Linked DNA regions of Homo sapiens: region 1 is linked to region 2. The links are chromatin contacts, found by Hi-C or POLR2A ChIA-PET in ENCODE. All regions are on one chromosome and are shown on one strand. The core of a region is the stretch at or near the end of the contact, and the rest is flanking DNA. Distances in the headings are between cores, read along the strand shown.

The links. A loop is a pair of places that touch in the nucleus more often than their neighbours do. ChIA-PET counts read pairs that join two places held with the same protein, here RNA polymerase II (POLR2A). Pooled maps may share reads with other maps.
Region 1: a pooled map shows a loop between it and region 2 (2.8-fold over the local background). The contact joins two enhancer-like sites. A Hi-C loop is called at or near these places in 1 of 50 pooled maps. POLR2A ChIA-PET finds 5 or more read pairs at or near these places in 2 of 52 experiments (Panc1 and naive thymus-derived CD4-positive, alpha-beta T cell).

What each region holds. Positions count from the first base shown.
Region 1 is chr2:233,121,014-233,126,513 of GRCh38, forward strand. It overlaps INPP5D (inositol polyphosphate-5-phosphatase D), which reads left to right. Exons shown (of 27, transcript NM_001017915.3): 3 at 1,094-1,244; 4 at 4,732-4,906. Among named protein-coding and RNA genes, the nearest start is that of INPP5D, 63 kb to the left of the region's middle. RefSeq lists enhancers at 1,528-2,028, 3,165-3,712, 3,713-4,259. Within about 2 kb of position 3,803, at least 6 of the 41 ENCODE cell types and tissues checked have a DNase peak (open chromatin) inside an H3K27ac peak, as active enhancers do.
Region 2 is chr2:232,953,762-232,958,863 of GRCh38, forward strand. The region is part of intron 3 of NGEF (neuronal guanine nucleotide exchange factor); the gene reads right to left. Among named protein-coding and RNA genes, the nearest start is that of NGEF, 57 kb to the right of the region's middle. RefSeq lists an enhancer at 4,392-4,481. Within about 2 kb of position 2,215, at least 3 of the 41 ENCODE cell types and tissues checked have a DNase peak (open chromatin) inside an H3K27ac peak, as active enhancers do.

The DNA.
Region 1 (5,500 bases), core at 2,553-5,052, 170 kb after region 2:
CCCCACCAAACACACTCACAAATTCTAGAAAAACACATTCTAAACTGGAAAATAGGTATCTTGGGGTTGTGGGATTACAGGTGATTTCTTTCTTTCTTTCTTTCTTTCTTTTTTTTTTTTCTTTTTTTTTTTTTTTGAGACAGGGTCTCACTCTGTCGCCCAGGCTGGAGTGCAGTGGTGTGATCTTGGTTCACTGCAACCTCCGCCTCCCAGGTTCAAGCAATTCTCTTGCCTCGCCCTCCCAAGTAGCTGAAATTACAGGTGCGCACCACCACGCTTGGCTAATTTTTGTGTTTTTAGTAGAGACTGGGTTTGAGTTTCATCATGTTGGCCAGACTGGTCTCGAACTCCTGACTTCAAGTGATGTGCCCACCTCAGCCTCCCAAAGTGCTGGGATTACCGGCACAAGCCACTGCACCCAGACAAATTTCTTATTTAAAAAAATCCATATTTCTAATTTTGCCATAATATAAATGTACTATTTGTATAAAAATACTTTTATTTTATTTTATTTTATTTTATTTTATTTCGAGACTGAGTTGCCCAGGCTGGAGTGCAGCGGCGCAATCTCGGCTCACTGCAACCTCTGCCTCCCAGGTTCAAGTGATTCTCCTGTCTCAGCCTCCTGAGTAGCTGGGATTACAGGCACCTGCCACCACGCCCGGCTAATTTTTGTATTCTTTTTTTTTGTTAGCAGAGATGGGGTTTCATCGTGTTGGCCAGGCTGGTCTCAAACTCCTGACCTCAGGTGATCCACCTGCCTCAGCCTCCCAAAGTGCTGGGATTACAGGTGTGAGCCACCGTGCCTGGCCCAAAAACACTTTTAAAAATAAAAGTTTTTTAAAAACGGAAAGAAAAACAGATCTTAGGAACGATCCTCTGTGTGCCTTTTGCAGAAGGGCCCTTGGCAGCTGCTGGTTGCAGGATGTGAGGTGTGGGCATGAGGGTCACACACCCTGCGTAGGAGCCCAAGGCTTTTCCTGGATCGCAGTCACTCCCTCCGCCTCGCTGGTCTCTGCTGCAGTTGGCCTTTGTGGTTGGCTGACATTCTAGTTGGTTAACATGTGCGTTTGTTTGGATGTTCTGTCCTCAGGCATCCGAAGGCGTCTCCATGAGGTTCTTCACCAAGCTGGACCAGCTCATCGAGTTTTACAAGAAGGAAAACATGGGGCTGGTGACCCATCTGCAATACCCTGTGCCGCTGGAGGAAGAGGACACAGGCGACGACCCTGAGGAGGACACAGGTAGGGAGGGAGGGACAGGACGGCAGGAGGTACTTTTGGGAACTTGCCCTGCACCCACCTTGAGTGCTTGTAGACTAGGTGAGTCCTATTATCAGAGGGAGATTGTTGGCGTGGGGGTTAAGGACAAGTTAGGAACACAGGCTCTCTGGTCAGGCAGACATGGGTTAAAATTCCTCCTCCCCAGCTTATTAGCCAGGTGACCTTGGGGAAATTACCTGACCTCTCTGAATCACAGACTTCTCTTTAAAGAGACAGTAAAATAAGGCTGGGCTTGCTGGCTCACGCCTGTAACCCCAGAACTTTGGGAGGCCGAGGTGGGAGGATCGCTTGAGGCCAGGAGTTTGAGACCCTTCTGGGCAACATAGGCAATCCTGTGTCTACAAAAAGCTTTTTAAAAAATTTATTCAGGCATGGTGGCTCAGGCCTGTAGTCCTAGCTACTCGGGAGGCCGAGGCAGGAGGATCCCTTGAGTCCAGGAGTTCAAGGTTGCAGTGAGCCATGATTGCACCACTGCACTCTAGCCTGGGTGACAGAAAGAGACCTTGTCTAAGAAAAAAAAAGAGAGAGAGAGAAAGAGACAGTAAAGACTGAACTTCCTCTGCTTCACTTGACTAGCCTTTAAAAAGACAGAGAGAGAGAATAACGATAGTACCTGCCTCTCATGGTATCTCAAGGATCAAATGAGTTGAGAAATGTAGCACCCAGAGCCTGGTACATATTCATAGTAAGCACTCCATAAATGCAGCTACGGTCATTAGCATGATTACAATCTGCTGAATTTCACTGAGAGGAGAGTGAAGGAGGAGACCCTTGCACCTAACTGGAAGGATGAGGAAGGTGTTTCTTTATGTCATCATTAAAAGGGGGAGGGGGAAATACAACCCCTAAAAATATGTTGAAAAAAATGTACAGTCCCAGCCAGGTGCAGTGGCTCACGCCTGTAATCCCAACACTTTGGGAAACAGAGGCGGGCAGATCACGAGGTCAGGAGATCGAGACCATCCTGGCCAACATGGCGAAACCTTATCTCTACTAAAAATACAAAAATTAGCCAGGTGTGGTGGTACGCGCCTGTAGTTCCAGCTACTTGGGAGGCTGAGGCAGAAGAATCGCTTGAACCCAGGAGGTGGAGGTTGCAGTGAGCCAAGATCGCACCACTGAACTCCAGCCTGGCAACAGAGGGAGACTCCGTCTCAAAAAAAAAAAAAAAAATTATACAGTCCCTAAAAAGTGTGTGAGACTAAGGGTGCCCTTTACAGCATAGGGACAAAGACCAATAGAGCAACAGTCAGATGGAGAAAGTCTTGCAGAGAAGGAGCTTACCTGGGGATGCCCCACTTTTCCCCTCAAGGATTTACTGAGAATATACCTAAGGGAATAGAAATCATTTTGTTACAAAGACACATATGTGTATGTTCATTGCAGCACTATTTGCAATAGCAAAGACATGGAATCAGCCTAAATGCCCATCAGTGATGACTGGATAAAGAAAATGTTGTATATATACACCATGGAATACTATGCAGCCAGTAAAAAGAACGAGATCATGTCCTTTGCAGGAACATGGATGGAGCTGGAGGTCATTATCCTTAGCAAACTAACACAAGAACAGAAAACCAAATACCACGTGTTCTCACTTAAGTGGGAGATAAATGATGAAAACACATGGACACAAAGAGGGGAACAGCACACACTGGAGCCTACCTGAGGGGGTGGGAGGAGGGACAGGATCAGAAATAACTATTGGGTACTAGGCTTAATACCAGGATGATGAAATAATCTGTACAACAAACCCCATGACATAAGTTTACTTATGTAACAAACCTGCACAGGTACCCCTGAACTTAAAATACAAGTTTTTTTTTTTTTTTAAAGGCTTATTTCCTAAAAGAAAACCATGAGATACCTAACCGGGCCCCTCAGTTGGCCAGGGCTCTTCCTGAATTCCAGCAGGTGGAGACTACCAGGTCCCCCAGGCTCTCCCCGAAGAGAGGAGAGATTTGTCCACAGACGCTGAGACCCTTGCCTGGCTCCTGCCTGTTCTGGGGGCTTGCTGCAGGCATCCTTTTTCTCCCTCACCTGTGGGCTGGCTTGTGGGCCACCAGGGCCCCCTGCTCCCTCCCACCCTCATGGAAACACACTTTTCATGGTTGTGCAGCTGTTCGTTTCCAAAAGGACCGCAGCTCCATGGAGGCTGAAAGGGTCCCAGGCAGGCCCTGTCCCTTTTGGCCTCCCTGGTCTGAGTGAGCACTGCCCTCTGGAATCAGGAAGGTCAGGCTGTGGAAGAACTAGGGCTGACCTGTCCCATTGTGAGCCCAAGGTCACTCACCAGCACCGCGCCCTGGCTGCACCTGAACAGCTGCCCCCAGGCGCCCAGGGCCATGCTGAGAAGCTGTTCTGCAGAAACGCCCTCCACACTAAACACCCTCACTCCCCTCGGGCTGCCCATCCCAGCTAGTTGGGCCCCTCTGGGCATGGCTGTCTGGAGGAAGATCCCGACAAGTTTCTGTGAGGGCTGAAAAAAGAACCTCAGTCTCATGACTGCTGGCTTCACTTCCGCAAACGAGGTCGCCCAGTTGTCGGCTCGAACCAGAGCAATGCGACATGAGGCCCGCGCAGTCCAAGAGGTCTGTTTGGGCCCAGGGCCTCTTGAGGCACCGCCAGACCGTGGAGCTCGAAGCAGACTCCTAGTTGTCTTCAGAACCCCAGACAGAGGAAGTGAAGGGCCTGTTCTCTAAAGAGGAGGTCCCCCGGGGCCCACTGTGGTTGGGCCAGAGGCAGCCGCTCTGTGTGGGAAGAGGCTCAGACAGAGCTCTGGACCCTCCATTCGTGTACGTACAGAATGAACCTTCTCCTAAAGGCGATGGGTGGGCTCCCACCTCCCAGGCCAAGTTCAAGTCATTTGTTGAATGTCTCTGAGTGAAGGGAACCCCCTCGCTTTCTTTTATGTGTTTCTGAGAGTCTGGGGGAGGAGAGAAGGAAGGACAGAGGCTGGAGAGAGGGGACCAGGGAGAGAGGGAGAGGGGCAGTGTGGCTAGGCCTGCCTGTCTCCTTACCCCTGGTCCCCTTCCATGGTTTTGGCCTATTCTGGGAACTGGGCCTCTGCCTAGCCCAGGGCTCAGCCATCATGAGACAGGTGTCTCAGCCCCTGAAAGTCTGAGAGCCAGACTCATCCTGCTCACCTGCCTGCTGCTGTGGGCTTAGTCCATCCAAGGTCAGCAGCCCTGCAGGCCTTCCAGACCCTCCATGGAGCAAGGCCTTTTGGCCCTGGCAGGTGTTTGCTGATGGCCACAGTGGGGCAGACACTGCACTAGCCAGGGCCCTGTGGCAGGAGGCTCTCCCTCCAGGAGGGAGTCAGCGAGGGACACGGGGACGCAGATGGAGATCAATAACGTGGGTGTCGTGGCCTGGACCCCATGGGGCTGCGGTGAAGGCCGGGTTGTGCGCACAGTGTCCTCACCAATGGCCTTCCTGCTGTTCTCTCCAGTAGAAAGTGTCGTGTCTCCACCCGAGCTGCCCCCAAGAAACATCCCGCTGACTGCCAGCTCCTGTGAGGCCAAGGAGGTTCCTTTTTCAAACGAGAATCCCCGAGCGACCGAGACCAGCCGGCCGAGCCTCTCCGAGACATTGTTCCAGCGACTGCAAAGCATGGACACCAGTGGGTGAGTCCCCACTCAAGTCCAGCTGGGCCTTCATCTGCAGTGAGCCCAGCCAGGGCAGGGCTGGATGGCTTGGGTTTCGATCCTAGTTATGGGCCTGGTGACCAGAGGGAGATGGGGAGGTCTCCAGAGAAGAGTGCTTGTCATCTTGCACCCCAGAGGCCTTTGCACCATTGGCTTCAAGAAGGCCAGGGGCATGGGCCTTAACAGGAAAAGTGCTCCACGGGGGTGGGGGAGCACTCCGTCTCCAGGCACGGCCCGGCATAGTGTGGGCACTCACTGGATATGTGCTACATTAATTAATAAGTTAGTACCTGGTAATCTCCATGCCTTAGTAAATATAACTTTTTGTTTCTTTGTGAGAAACGCTCCATTGCCCCCCAAAGAAATCCTAATGACAGGGCTGAAGCCGCATTTCCAACTTGAAGGATCCATCTGAGGCTGCCAGGGCTGCCCTCCTCCTACTCTCTCACTTGGCAAAATATGAAGTAGATGCCGATGGGACACATACGCCACCGGGTTGCTATGATACTTGGCGTGTTCCTATTTCCACCTGGACATACCCATTGGTTCTTCCCTGGGCTCTCCAGCCTGAAT
Region 2 (5,102 bases), core at 965-3,464:
AACTAAGGTCCAGGAATAGGCCCCTGGAACACCAGCTTTGGTGCACTGGAGCTTCCTGGGAAGCTGCCGGGGAAGCGGTGGCTAAATGTCTCCTTGAGCCACCAGATAAGACATTTTCTGATAGAAACCGGCACTCAGGACAGTGGAGGTGATTGATAAGTATTTGTTAAATGAATGAACTCATAAATGAATGACACCTCAAGTTTGCAGGGGTGAAGCATTTGCCAAAAATAACAATTTTTGTTTTAGAGCCACTAACTATAAAAAAATCCTTTCTTCCTATTGGCGTGAGGATAACAGAGCCGAATGTCTACCGAGGGAGCTGTGTTGAGAGTCAGGGCTGCAGTGTCAGGCAGTTCAGGGTGTGCACTGTCCAACTACGGGGGTATCTTTTACATAGATGACCCTGTGAATGGAGCCCTCTCAAGCTGGGCCCTGGAATCACACCCTTGACTTAAAGGAGGGTGCTTTATTCTATTCTCTCTGACAGGGGAGGTGGGTATCCAGGCTTTCATTCATTCATTAACTGTCTTAGGCCTGGGGATATGACAGTGAATAAGATACCAGCCCAGCCCTGGAGTTATTGTCTAATAGAAAAGATGGATAAGTTGCCAGAAAATGACATTTTAATCTAGGTGATGAGATATTGTAGGATGCTGTGGGAGCTTAAGAGAGGAGTTCCAGCCGGGCGCAGTGGCTCACACCTGTAATCCCAGCATTTTGGGAGGCTGAGGCAGGCGGATCGTGAAATCAGGAGATCGAGACCATCCTGGCTAACACGGTGAAACGCCGTCTCTACTAAAAATACAAAAAATTAGCCAGGCGTGGTGGCAGGTGCCTGTAGTCCCAGCTACTCGGGAGGCTGAGGCAGGACAATGGAGTGAACCTGGGAGGCAGAGCTTGCAGTGAGCCGAGATCACGCCACTGCACTCCAGCCTGGGTGATAGAGCGAGACTCCGTCTCAAAAGAAAAAAAAAAAAAAGAGAGGAGCTCCTAATGCCATCTGAGGCAGGAAGCATGAAGGAAGGGTGGCAGGTTGAGGAAGGCTTTGCAGAAGAAGCTAAATGAGAACTGAAGGATGAATAGAAACTATCCAGGCACCAGTGTGGGTGGGGGAACAGCAGGTGCAAAGGGCCTGTGGTGAGGACACTTTCCAACCATCGAGACATAGTAACAGGTCACGCACGTTGGGGGCCGATCACTGTTCTCAGCACTTTACGGATAACAGCTTACTTTTTCTTCGTAATACGCCTATTCATATTCTAACTCTCCCCAACTTAAGATGAGGACACTGAGGCAGAGAAAGCCGAAATAACCTGCCTAAGGTCAAGTCTGGGAGTCTCCCTCCAGAGCTTGCAGTCTTTTTTCCTTCAAGATATTAATTGTTTTTTACATTTTAAAAGAATACTGAAAATTGCAAGTAAAGTACAGTACAAATAACTTTTTAGAAACTTTTCCTGAGCCGTTGGAGGGTCAGCTGCCGACCTGACATCCCATCATCCCCAAATACTTCAGTGTGTATTTTCTAGACCAAGACTAGCTCCTATATAACCCAAACACAACCATCAAAACCAGGAAGTCAGCTTTGAAATAGTATCACCAATGACCCTCAGACTCCATTCAGCTTTTTGCTATTGTCTGCTATGATGTCCTTTAGAGTAAAAAGACCCAGTCTAGGATCATCATGGCAGCCTGCTGATCAGCTCTTTGCTGTCCTTAAACTGGGAGCAGTTCTTCAGTCTTTGCTTGTTTTTGTTTGTTGGCTGGTTGGTTTGTTTTTGAGACAGAATCTCGCTCTGTTGCCCAGGCTGGAGTGCAGTGGTGCGATCTCACCGCAGCCTCCACCTTCTGAGTTCAAGCAATTCTTGTGCCTCAGCCTCCCGAGTAGCTGGGATTACAGGCATGTGCCACCACATCTGGCTAATTTTTGTACTTGTAGTAGAGACGGGGTTTCACCATGTTGGCCAGGCTGGTCCTGAACTCCTGACCTCAAGTGATCCACTCGCCTCGGCCTCCCACAGTGCTGGGATTATAGGCGTGAGCCACCAAGCAGGACCTTTGCTTGGTTTTGTGACTCTGACACTCGTGAAGATTTCAGACCAATATATTTTGCAGAATGTTTCTCAATTGGGACTTCTCTGGTGTTTTCTAATATTAGATGAAGGGTTTGCATCTTGGGCTGGCTACCTTGTTAGTTTGGCGTGTTTTTGAATTTTGCAGAAATGAAACTGTATTGTACATATCCTTCCTCAATCTCCCCCAAACGTGACTGCAGTTTAGCATGTGCTTGTATGTGCTGGACCCTGTCTACTGTGTTTGCTGGTTTCAGACGCCGCTCCTTTCCTTGTAAATATGAGGTAATTGAGGCTTGAGGAGAGCAAAGATTTATTTACCCGAGGCCACATGCTGCTATAAAGAGGATCCAGGGCTCAACCACTCTGAGTGGTTGTCCCTGAAGGGACCTGGCTGGGCCCTGCTAAGGTCAGAACAGGTGGGGTTTTGAGAGAATTTGAGAGAAACAAGCTTATGGGTCCATCAGTCCCTGCTTTCACCACCTCCCCAGAGCCAGCCCATAAGGTAAACATCTTACATTAAGAATTCAAAAGAATTAGAAAAAGATTTGGCTGCAATATAAGATTGTGACTAACAGAAGAAACAGTTAACTAATATTATCCATAAAGTATTGATAGAACCAATAAAATAGGAGTTTAAGAACCAGAATTAGGCTGGGCACAGTGGCTCACACCTGTAATCCCAGCACTTTGGGAGGCCGAGGTGGGCGGATACCTGAGGTCAGGAGTTCGAGACCAGCCTGGCCAACATGGCGAAACTCCGTCTCTACTAAAAATACGAAAAGTAGCTGGGGATGATGGCAGGTGCCTGTAATCCCAGCTACTTGGGAGGCTGAGGCAGGAGAATTGCTCAATCGCTCAAACCCAGGAGGTGGAGGTTGCAGTGAGCTGAGATGCTGAGATTGTGCCACTGCACTCCAGTCTGGGCGACAGAGCAAGACTCCATCTAAAAAAAAAAAAAAAAAAAAAAAAAAATTAGGTTACTGAAAAGTTACAGTTATAAACAGTCAAGTAAACAAAATAAAAGCGCATAAGAAGGACAATGGCTAAAAAGAAATAGGAAATAAAACAGTAAATCCAAGACCAACCCTGCCCCAGAAGCTTAGGAATTTAAATAGGAAGATAAAAAGAGAATTAAAGGGGGAAAAAAGATTTGGCATTAAGAATTAAAGCCAGAAGTGCTGAATTTTAATAGTGGTAATTATGATAAAGCTAAAACACAAAGGGAGAACATTTAAAAGGTGATTAAAATAGAAAATAAGAAGGAAGGTAAAAGGGCAAAGTAAGGAAGATTGAAAATTAAAAGAATAAGTACGATAAGCTAGAATAACCAAAATAAGGCAAAATAAATCTAAATGGGCAATTTAACAAGGGAGAAGATGTCAAGAGTTTAAAAACTAAAGATGTAATTACAGGTAGAGAAAATCCACAGTTCAAGCTCAGGCCCCCAGAGCCTGTTGTTGCTGTTATTATTATTATTACTACTACTAATAATTATTATTATTTTGAGATGGAGTCTCACTCTGTCTCCCAGGCTGGGGTGCAGTGGCGCAATCTGGACTCACTGCAACCTCTGCCTCCCAGGTTCAAACAATTCTCCTGCCTCAGCCTCCCAAGTAGCTGGGATTACAGGCACCCGCCACCACACCAGGCTAATTTTTGTATTTTTAGTAGAGACAGAGTTTTGCCATGTTAGCCAGGGTGGTCTTGAACTCCTGACCTCAGGTGATCTGCCCGCCTCGGTCTCCCAAAGTGCTGGGATTACAGGTGTCAGCAACCATGCCCAGCTCAGTTATTACTAATATTAATGTTAAATGTGAAAGTAGTCATAAGTCCCAGAGACAGTCCATGTGATCCCATAAGATCTGAGTCACATGCAAGTTTCTGCACCTGTCTGGTCACCTCTGGGTGTGGGCCTCTGCCCAGGAGGGGAGGGAGAGCTGGGACTGTGTCCTCCTCCAGTGTCACACCTAGAACCACCTGCCCTGCAGCCCAGTCATCTCTCCATGGAGAGGTGTGGGATATGCCCCTTCAACTTCTCAAAGGGGAAAAACATTTAGAACTGCTGAAAATAAGATAGAGCTGTCAAAAGTATATGAAATTAGCTGCATAAACTGTGAAACATAAGTCACAGTTATATTTGTTCTGAGACAGTGTAAAAATAGAAACGGTTTCACAGATAGAAAATTCAAACCTCTCTTCAGTCACCGTGTCCAAGTAGCCTGAGATCCTTCCGATGCTCTAGTGTCCTTTGTTTTGCAGAACTAGGAGGCCAGTGATGGGACCTCAGCTAGCACCCAAGCGAGGGATGCCAGAGAGGAAACTAATTTATGATGCTCCATTTGTATTTTTATTGCTGAGGGTACTTGGTCTCCTATATTACTAGGGGAGGTGGAGAAATGGGTTATCACCAAAAGGCAGCCGGGCAGGAAAACCCCTCTGAGGTAGAGATACTGTACTTCTGCTAGAGCTGCACGGAGTGTTCATCTATCCTGGTGACATTGTGACCTCTTTGCAAGAGCCTTGGTCTGCACAGTCCCAGGATACTTCTGGACCAGTCTGCACAGGTGTATCTTCAAGAGGTCAGTGGTTGAGCTCCTAGATCTCAGCTTCTGCCCGGGAGTCGGCATGCATGCATTTACTCATTCATCAATCATTTGCAAGTATTGAGGCCTTCTGGTGTGTTGCACTGTGCCAATTGCTCAGGAAGCAACAAAACTTGGCATGGTCCTATGTTTGAGGAGCTTAATGCTACCTGGGCCACCATGGTCAATGGTAAGAGCTGATGATTCTGCCAACCTCCCGGAAAAGGAGACTGGAACTGGGTGGGCAAGACTGAAGGGTCTCTATACTCAAGCTCCTGTCTTTTTGTATTTTAAAAAACAAGCTTTAAAAAAATAAACATATTAAAAATTAAAGTTTTCATTATGGAAAATTTCAAACATATACTGAAATAGACAGAAAAGTATAATTAATTCCCCCAATATTCATCACCCAGCTTCAAGAGTTCTCATCTCACGGCCAGTCTTT